Regions from separate parts of the Homo sapiens genome. Here region 2 is linked to region 1. The links are chromatin loops, found by intact Hi-C in ENCODE. Cell type or tissue: CD4-positive, alpha-beta T cell. All regions are shown on one strand. Links, peaks and the distances in the headings refer to the core of each region. The heading gives the core; the rest is flanking DNA.

What was found. Peaks named below come from ENCODE experiments on the same cell type or tissue, not always from the same donor. Only the 100,000 strongest peaks of a DNase experiment are listed, where the experiment ranks them.
Region 2: a loop joins it to region 1, with 23 times the contacts of the local background. A loop is called at or near these places in 6 of 110 quality-filtered maps.

Annotation. Positions count from the first base shown.
Region 1 is chr6:110,680,560-110,684,955 of GRCh38, reverse strand. The region is part of intron 2 of CDK19 (cyclin dependent kinase 19); the gene reads left to right. Among named protein-coding and RNA genes, the nearest start is that of CDK19, 130 kb to the left of the region's middle. In CD4-positive, alpha-beta T cell, for the core only: CTCF peaks have their summits at 2,262 and 2,462 (motif pointing left); a DNase peak (open chromatin) is centred at 2,415.
Region 2 is chr6:111,208,721-111,213,116 of GRCh38, reverse strand. The region is part of intron 4 of SLC16A10 (solute carrier family 16 member 10); the gene reads right to left. Among named protein-coding and RNA genes, the nearest start is that of SLC60A2-DT, 48 kb to the left of the region's middle. In CD4-positive, alpha-beta T cell, for the core only: CTCF peaks have their summits at 2,439 and 2,641 (motif pointing right); a DNase peak (open chromatin) is centred at 2,636.

The DNA of each region.
Region 1 (4,396 bases), core at 233-4,232:
TGTTGGCCAGCCTGGTCTCTAACTCCTGACCTCAGGTGATCCACCTGCCTCAGCCTCCCAAAGTGCTGGGATTACAGGTGTGAGCCACTGTGCCTGGCTGATGATAAGGTTTTCAGCCTGCCTTGATGATTGGGAAATGTTGGCATCATTGCAGGTATAGTAAACACACTAGGAGGTAAAGTTGGGCAAGTGATACTCAGTTTTGGATCTGTGGATTTTGAGTTACAGTGGGATATTCTCTTGGTTGTATTGTATGATGCATCTTGGGAAATTGATGTCAGTTTAGGAGTGACATTAGGGCTAGAGATTGAGATTTGGGATTCTCCATAGAAGGAGCAGCTAAAGCTCAGGTCCATGGGTAAGATGTTAAGAAAAACTGTGGAATGGAGAAGGACAAGAAAACTAGGGACAGAATTTGGAGAATAAGTCGATACTTTTTTCTTTTAAGCCAGAATCTAAATAAGGAATTTTAGGTTAGTTTCACCCACGTCCCCCACCCCTTATTCCCCACCCCCCACCCCACCATTCTATTTCAAGGAGAGAAAAGGATAAATAAGAAGGACATAAACATTTGTTAGTAGTTGATTATCGAAATCCCAAGGGACTGAAAGACTGCCTAGGGTCTTATAGCAATGCAAAATCAACAACAACAACAAAAATAAATAAAGAAGACTACATAGAGTCAAATGCAAATTTCATTTTGTTTAACTGTCAAGGTAGGAAGGTTTTTGACAAGGAGGGTTGCAAGCAAAAGTTTACTTAATGAATCAGTAAATGAGTTAGAATACCCCTCAGAATTCCAGGTAATTAAGATTTTACTTTGTAAACTCTTTGTTTTAGTTTGTATCTGTTTCATTTTTCATATTTAAATTGTGTATATTCAGAGTGCCCTTGATTTATAAGAAGTATATCCAATTTTCTCATGGGATATGTTAATAAAAGATTAAGGCTGGGCATGGTGGCTCATGCCTGTATTCTCGGCACTTTGGGAGGCTGAGGCAGGTGGATCACCTGAGGTCAGGAATTTGAGACTAGCCTGGCCAAGGTGAAACCCCATCTCCACTAAAAAAAAAAAAAATACAAAAAATGAGCTAGACATGGTGGCATGTGTCTGTGATCCCAGCTACTCGGGAGGCTGAGGCAGGAGAATCACTTCAACCCGGGAAGTGGAGGTTGCAGTGAGCTGAGATCACGCCACTGTACTCCAGCCTGGCAACAGAGTGAGACTCTGTCTCCAAAAAAAAAAAAAAAAAAGATTAAATACTTATACTAAAAAAGAATAGGTATGCTCTCATAGTCAAGGAGATGTGAATTTCTTATTTATCGCAAAGCTTACTTGGTTTCAGATATCTCTCTTAGACCAAGTACATGCAGAATTTAAAAGTCAGAGAGAAAATGAAACCAGATTGTTGAAAAATGGGAAAGGAAATAACTTTCATATAGCCATTTTATTATTATAGAAACTACTAAGTGGGTGTTTCATGGACTTTGGCAAGGAAATGCTGTGGCATTTTCCAACTCAGCCTCACTCTCTAAGTATCTCTGATGTCAAAGCTAACCGGAGTGGTTAGCATTGAAATTTTCACTTAAGTACAACAATGACAACAGCCACTGTTTATCAAGAACAATGCCAGGCATTCTACCTGGATTATCCGATTTACTCTTCATAACATTCTTGCAAATAGTGGTGGTTAAAAATGATAATAAAAGCTATAATTTGTCAAATGCTTAATTCGTTCCAAGCATCGTGCTATGTACTTTTTTTTTTTTTTTTTTTTTTTGGAGACAGTCTTGCTCTGTTGCCCAGGCTGGAGTGCAGTGGCACCATCTTGACTCACTGCAACCTCCGCCTCCTGGGTTCAAGTGATTCTCCTGCCTCAGCCTCCCGAGTAGCTGGGACTACAGGCGCCCACCACCATGCCTGGCTAATTTTTGTATTTTTAGTAGAGATTGGGTTTCACCATATTGGCCAGGCTGGTCTCGAACTCCTGACCTCAGGTGATCCACCTGCCTTGGCCTCCCAGAGTGCCAGGATTAGAGGTGTGAGCCACCGTGCCTGGCCCACTGTGCTGTGTATTTAATCTATTTATATTAATTTATTCTTTGTGGAAACTGTTTATGTTTGTAAGTAGACATCTTATTCTTCTATGAGATTCAGAAGAGTTAAGCAACTTGCCTTATGTCTTAACTGCTGCTAGTAAGACAGGATTCAAACTCAGCCTCTGATTCTAAAACCTATATTTTTTGCATTTTACTTACTGCCTCACTGTCATTTCAACTGGGTGGCAAAGGGGAACATTGACCTCCCTGGAGCTTATGACTGGTAACCAGGAAGTGTCACTGAAGTAAAATGAAGCAGAAGATTTAGGGCCACCTTGAACCAGAGCTGTGTTAGTCTGTACAGACCCCTTTTCAGAGTATGAGTGCCACCTGCTGGAAGGTTATGATGAATCTCATGTGTTTATAAAGAGCAGCTTCCAAAAGGCCTGTCGTAGGTGTGAAAGTGTCAACTTTCAAATACTAATTCTTAATTTACAGTTTTAGGAGTATTGGAACATTTTGGAATTAGGCAAATCTCCTATTTGCCATAAAACACCCTACTTCATTTACCTTCAGTTCTTTGGGAAGGGGAAAGAGGTGTTAAGACATTTTAAAAAATGATACTCAGTGCTTTCTAAAATAAAGTCGGTGATACTGTTCTCACTGAGGGGAAAGATTGATGGTCAAATGAATCACACTGTTACTTAAAAGAGATCAAAAAAGAATAGAAAATTGGATTTACTTTGAGATAAGTGAGTAATTGAAGTATAAGAGGATCTTTCCATTCAGAATGCCCTTGAAAAAGGAGTCAGGGACCCATGAGGGCATCATAGACTTGGAGAACAGAAAGTGAAAAGGGAAGAAAGATGTATACATAAAAATACGAATGGATTCTGGAATTTTTAGTCTAGTACAGACTCTCTAAATTGAGTCAGGATCTAGAGAAAGTTTAGAATTCTAACTGTAGATTATTTTACATTTAGGACAGTGAAAAGTGGACACTTTAAAAATAGCTACTTACATGCTTTGAAAGGAGCTCAGATAAAATATTGGCATGTTCATTGAACATTCTTCATTAGGCTCCAGTGGGATCATGTTACTATGCTGTGAGTATCTGGCATGGAAGATGTTATCATATAATATGAGACACAGGAAAATAATGGTCTACTTAATTGCTGTTTAAGTATGATTACACGTATTTGTAGTTGTATGATGTCATGTTGAACAAACATTTGTTAGACAAGAGATTAAAGTCCGTTGGTAAAATCTGATTTTGCCAAGAGATGGGGAAAGTACAAGTATGGCCATCTCCTTTCACTGTGTCCCTTCTCAGATAACCATGTAAAAAGAAGCTGAGATAGTATGATAGTGTCTTATTTTGGTAGGTGGATTTCTGGAAAGTTCTGTCTTCTGGTGTGTGTATGTATTTGTTTTTAAATTATAAGAGTAATGCTCATTGAAGAAAACTTGTAAAATAGAAAAAATAGAAATATAAATTATGCATAATCTCACACCCAGAAATAACTATTGTTAATGTTTTGGCATATTTCTGTTTGTTTTTTGTTTTTTTGAGACAGAGTCTCACTCTGGTGCCCAGGCTGAAGTGCAGTGGTGCGATCTTGGCTCACTGCAACCTCTGTCTCCCGGGTTCAAGCGATTGTCCTGCCTTAGTCTCTCGAGTAGCTGGGACTACAGGCATGCGGTACCACGCTCGGCTGATTTTTGTATTTTTAGTAGAGACGGGGTTTCATCGTGTTGGCCAGGCCAGTCGTGAACTCCTGATCTCAAGACATCAAGTGATCTGCCTGCTTCGGCCTCCCAGACTGCTGGCATTACAGGTGTGAGCCACCACGCCCAGCCCATTTTCTGTTATTTATATCTCTTTATATTTTATTTTATTTTATTTATTTATTTATTTTGAGACAGAGTCTCACTCTGTTGCCCAGGCTGGAGTGCAGTGGGACGATCTCTGCTCACTGCAACTTCTGCTTCCCAGGTTCAAGTGATTCTCCTGCCTCAGCCTCCTGAGTAGCTGGGATTACAGGCATATACCACCACACGTGGCTAATTTTTGTATTTTTAGTAGGGACGGGGTTTTGCCATGTTGTCCAGGCTGGCCTCGAACTCCTGGCTTCAAGTGATCTGTCCACCTCGGCCTCCCAAAGTGCTGGGATAACAGGTGTGAGCCACTGCACCCAGCCTGTGGTCCTTTTACATTATATCACAACGTTATAGTCTTTCCTCGAGTAATTAAAATATTTTAGTATATATATTTGAGGCTACAATATGTGGCTATTTACCATAATTTACTTATCAGTTTTCTTATTATTGAACATTTAGGTTGTTTACTGTTGTT
Region 2 (4,396 bases), core at 211-4,210, 530 kb before region 1:
AAGTTTTCAATTCTTTCATACACAGTTTTAACTTTCAAACCTTTGAAATATTCTCACCCTTCCAAAACACTTATATATTACATTAAAAACACAAATCTGTAGTAATTTAATGGTGACTAGAAACACAGGCCTATAAGATTAAGAAAATAGTAAAAAGATACCACGACACACGTAGCTTCTCCTGTCCCAATAAAGTATATATTCTGGGAACTTTTGCAAAGCTTTTCTTTAACCATTATTATTCTACGTAATGCACTTCAGTCATCTCTTCTGGCAGGAGCAGTAGACTTGACTCAGCATTTTTTTTTATTTTTTTATTTTTTTGAGACAAAGTCTTACTCTGCCACCCAGACTGGTATGCAGTGGCATGATCACAGCTCACTGCAGCCTCAACCTCCCCAGCTCAAGCAATCTTCCCATCTCAATCTCCCAAGTAGCTGGGACTACAGGTGTAGGCCACCATGTCCAGCTAACTTTTTAATTTTTTGTAGAGATGAGGTCTCACTATGTTGCCCAGGCTGGTCTTGCATTCCTGGGGTCAAGGGATCCTTCTGCCTTGGCCTCCCAAAGCGCTGGGATTATAGGCATAAGCTACTGCAACCAACCACTCAATATTTAGAATTATTAGGTTGAAAACACCTGGGACCCAGGACCTTGATGGAAGTTTAAATTCAGAACTCTTAAGCAAAAATGTGAGATAAATTCATAAATTCTTTGTTACCTATAAGCAAAGACTCTAATTCAGGATTAGACCCTAGTCTCCTTTCTTGAGACCTATTCCAAATCAGGATCTGCTTTCAGTATTTAATAAGATATTAAAACATAACAGATGCAAGGATTTATTAATCATCCAGTCTGGGCTAGGCACTTTACATAACCTGCCACCAAGAATCCTCACCACAGCCCTCTGCTGATTCTCAAGTTGGTGGTAGAACTGGGGTGAACTGGCTTCTCACTCCAGAGCCTGTGCTCTTGGGCTCGGCAGCCTCCTAGACTAGGGATTACCATGATCTGAAACTAGACCATGCGGGAGGGCTATGAAGTGTGTCTGTGTCACCAGTGTTCTAGGCCTGGCTGCTACTCAGAACTGGCTTCCAGGGGACAAAGAGGGAAGAGTTGTCACAGCCCCAAGAAGTTGAAAGATGAAAGCAGGGAGCAGGTATGTCTGAGAAAACACACCACCAATGAATGGAAAGAAGGTAAGCCCAGGAGCATTCCAAGCCTTAAAGGATGGGCCAAAAGGCAGAGAGCCAGGGATGGAGAAAAAGGAAGGAACAAACAGGCAGAGCTGGAGTCAACTGCAGCAGAGAAGAGCCAAGAATCAAAAACCACACTGTGTGTTTGGGATGTTGGGGCAAGGAAGCCATGAAAAAGGAGAGAGAGGAGGTAGTGAATAAGGGAACGAGTCCAGCATCCTGCATGGGTTAGGCCTGTGTTGCGTCCTGTGCCGCTGTGTTCACAAGGTGGAGTCCGTGAGTGGCTCCTCGCAACCACAGGACACACTGAAGGGCTTTCTTTCTCCTTCTCAGGCTTGTTTGAAATGCAGCTGTCACACCTGTGACTCAGCATGTGCTACTGGGTGCCACAAACGATGCTCTACATTTGGATGCAAAAATTAGATAAGGCCTAACAGAAGCCAGATTGTGGCTAAACTTTCATCTAAAGTGAAATATTTGACCCCCAATACTAACTTTTAACTTACTGCTGTGTAACTGCAGACCAACATGGGACAAGTTAGGAAAGGCTATATTTTCTTTTGTAAATTACTGGAAACAGTCAGGTATTAAAATGTGCTCCAAAAATGTTGCAGATAATCTGTCTGCCCTATCTAGGGTAGGAGGACGTTCAAACATTGTTTTGGAATAAAATGCTGATATATAAAATATATCATGACTTTATCTATTACAGCACCATAGTCCATCATCTCTCACCTGGACCCTGAATTGATCTCCTAACAGGTCTTCCTCCCCTCTTGCACTCTTGTTTCCCTCCCTGTAATCCATCCTCCAAACACAGAACAACCACAGTGACTTTAAAAACAAAATCAGACCTACGTCCTCCAACAAAGGTCCACTACTTTTTTTTTTTTTTTTTGAGACGGAGTCTCACTCTGTCACCCAGGCTGGAGTGCAGTAGTGCGATCTCGGCTCACTGCAACCTCTGCCTCCCAGATTCAAGCGACTCTCCTGCCTCAGCCTCCCCAGTAGCTGGGACTACAGACGCGTGCCACCAAGCCTGGCTAATTTTTTGTAATTATAGTAGAGATGGGGTTTCACTGTGTTTCGATCTCCTGACCTCGTGATCCGCCAGCCTTGGCCTCTCAAAGTGCTGGGGTTACAGGCGTGAACCACTGCGCCCGGCCAAAATCCACTACTCTTAAAGCAAAGTCTCTTCATCCTGGCTTTCAAGGCTCTGTCTAATCTGACCCACTCTAACTTTCCAGTCCCTTCCCATGCCACTTTCCCCATCTTCTTGGGTTTCCACACACATTCGGCTTCTTCCTGCCTCAGGCTTGCTTTAGGAACTCAGGGACCATGTCTGTCTTGTTTGCATCACCCTAACAGCATCTGAGCTGGTGCTTGGGGCACAGGAGGCACTCAATTTTTGAATGTATGAAAGCTGAAAGTCTGTAGTGCAATAAATGTCCATTAGAGGGCTCCCTTGACACTAGAGAACAAAACTAAATGTTAGATGAGGATGTCCACAGTGAAGTACTGACAAAGTGATCATGATACAATAAATACATTTTTAAAAGCAGCACATTACCAACTCTCTTCACTTCCTTCTAGCTGTGTGACCAGACTGTCCTGTGACTGCCTGGACCTCTATACACACAGACACCCACAGTGAGGTAGCCTCTCAGTTCCTCAGTGTTCACATCTCTAAGTGGAAATAACAATGGTACCTCCTCTCTTAAAGGGCTGGGGCAAGGATCAATGAGATAATGCATGTAGAGCCCTTAGTTCATTGTCTGGCACATGAAAGTCCTCAATAAATGGTTGACTGTTATTACTTCAAGTCAATTAATGGAAGTTAACTTTATCTGTAATGCCTTTTCCAATCATTTTCCTGTGTCCAAATTTCACCTCTTTTTCAAGGCCCTGCTCAAATACTGCCTCTCATGTATAATATAATTAGACAGGCTTAATCCTCAAAACCTAAGACCCCCCCTTGTGGCTTGCCTTTACCTTCCTTCCACAGCCAAGCATTTGGACAAAGTTGTCTATATTTCCATTTGTTCAAATGATCATGATCAATTTTCTGCACCTGTAGAAACCATTCTCTGTAAGCTCACTCATAGCCTCCCTATTCTAAATTCAATGAAAACCTTTCAGCCTCTTTGTCACTAGCTACTGACACTGCTGACCACTCCTGCCCCTAGAAACACTCTCATCCCTGTTTTCCCCCTGCCTATCTGGCCACTCCCTTTCCATCTCCTTAGTCCTCCACTTACTTCATGCAGCCCATGAATGCCAAACCCACAGGCTTCCTAACCCACAGGCCTCTTAACCCACAGGCCTCTTATCCAGACTCTTCCATGAGCTCTAAACACTACTTGGCTTTCCTACAGGCATCACAAACAACATGGCAAAAACAAACTCATCACTGGGGCAAGGGCAGGTAGGTTGGGTGAAAATTTTTTTTTAATTTAAAAAACCCCAATTCATCATCATACTTAGATCTACTGCATATTGATCTTGATAAGATGGCAAAATCATCTACTCCATTACCTGAGCCACAAATCTCAGATCCAGCCTAAGTGGCTTCATCAAATTCTCATTCTCTATGTCCCTAGCTTATTCCATTTGATCTCAGTATCTCTGCCTTGGTTCTTCCTGCCTAGATGCCTAGACTACTTTAATATAGTTTCCAACTAGTCCCTGGACCTCTACTCTTTTTCTCTAAATTTTAGAGACATGGTGTCACTCTGTCACCTAGGCTGGAGTACAGTGGCATGACCATACTCCCCTGTAATCTCAAAGTCCTAGGCTCAAAGTCCTCCCACCTCAGCCTCCTGCATAGCTAAGACTATAGGCATGTGCCACCGTGCCTGGCTAACTTAAAACAATTTTTTTTTTTTGGTAGAGATGAGGTCTCACTATGGTTCCAGGATTGTCTCGAACTGGCCTCAAGTGATCCTCCTGCTTCAGCCTCCTAAAGTGTTGATATTATGGGCATGAGCTGCCATGCCTGGCCTTTTTAAAAATAGCTTTATTGAGATATAATTCATATTCTATGAAATTCACCCACTTAAAGTGCACAATTCAGTGAGTTTCATCACTATCTAATTTTATAACATTTTCATTACCCCACAAAGAAACACAGTAGCAGTTACTCCCCATTCCCTCCTTTCCCTAGCCCCTACAACCACAAATCTACCTTCTTTCTCTATGGA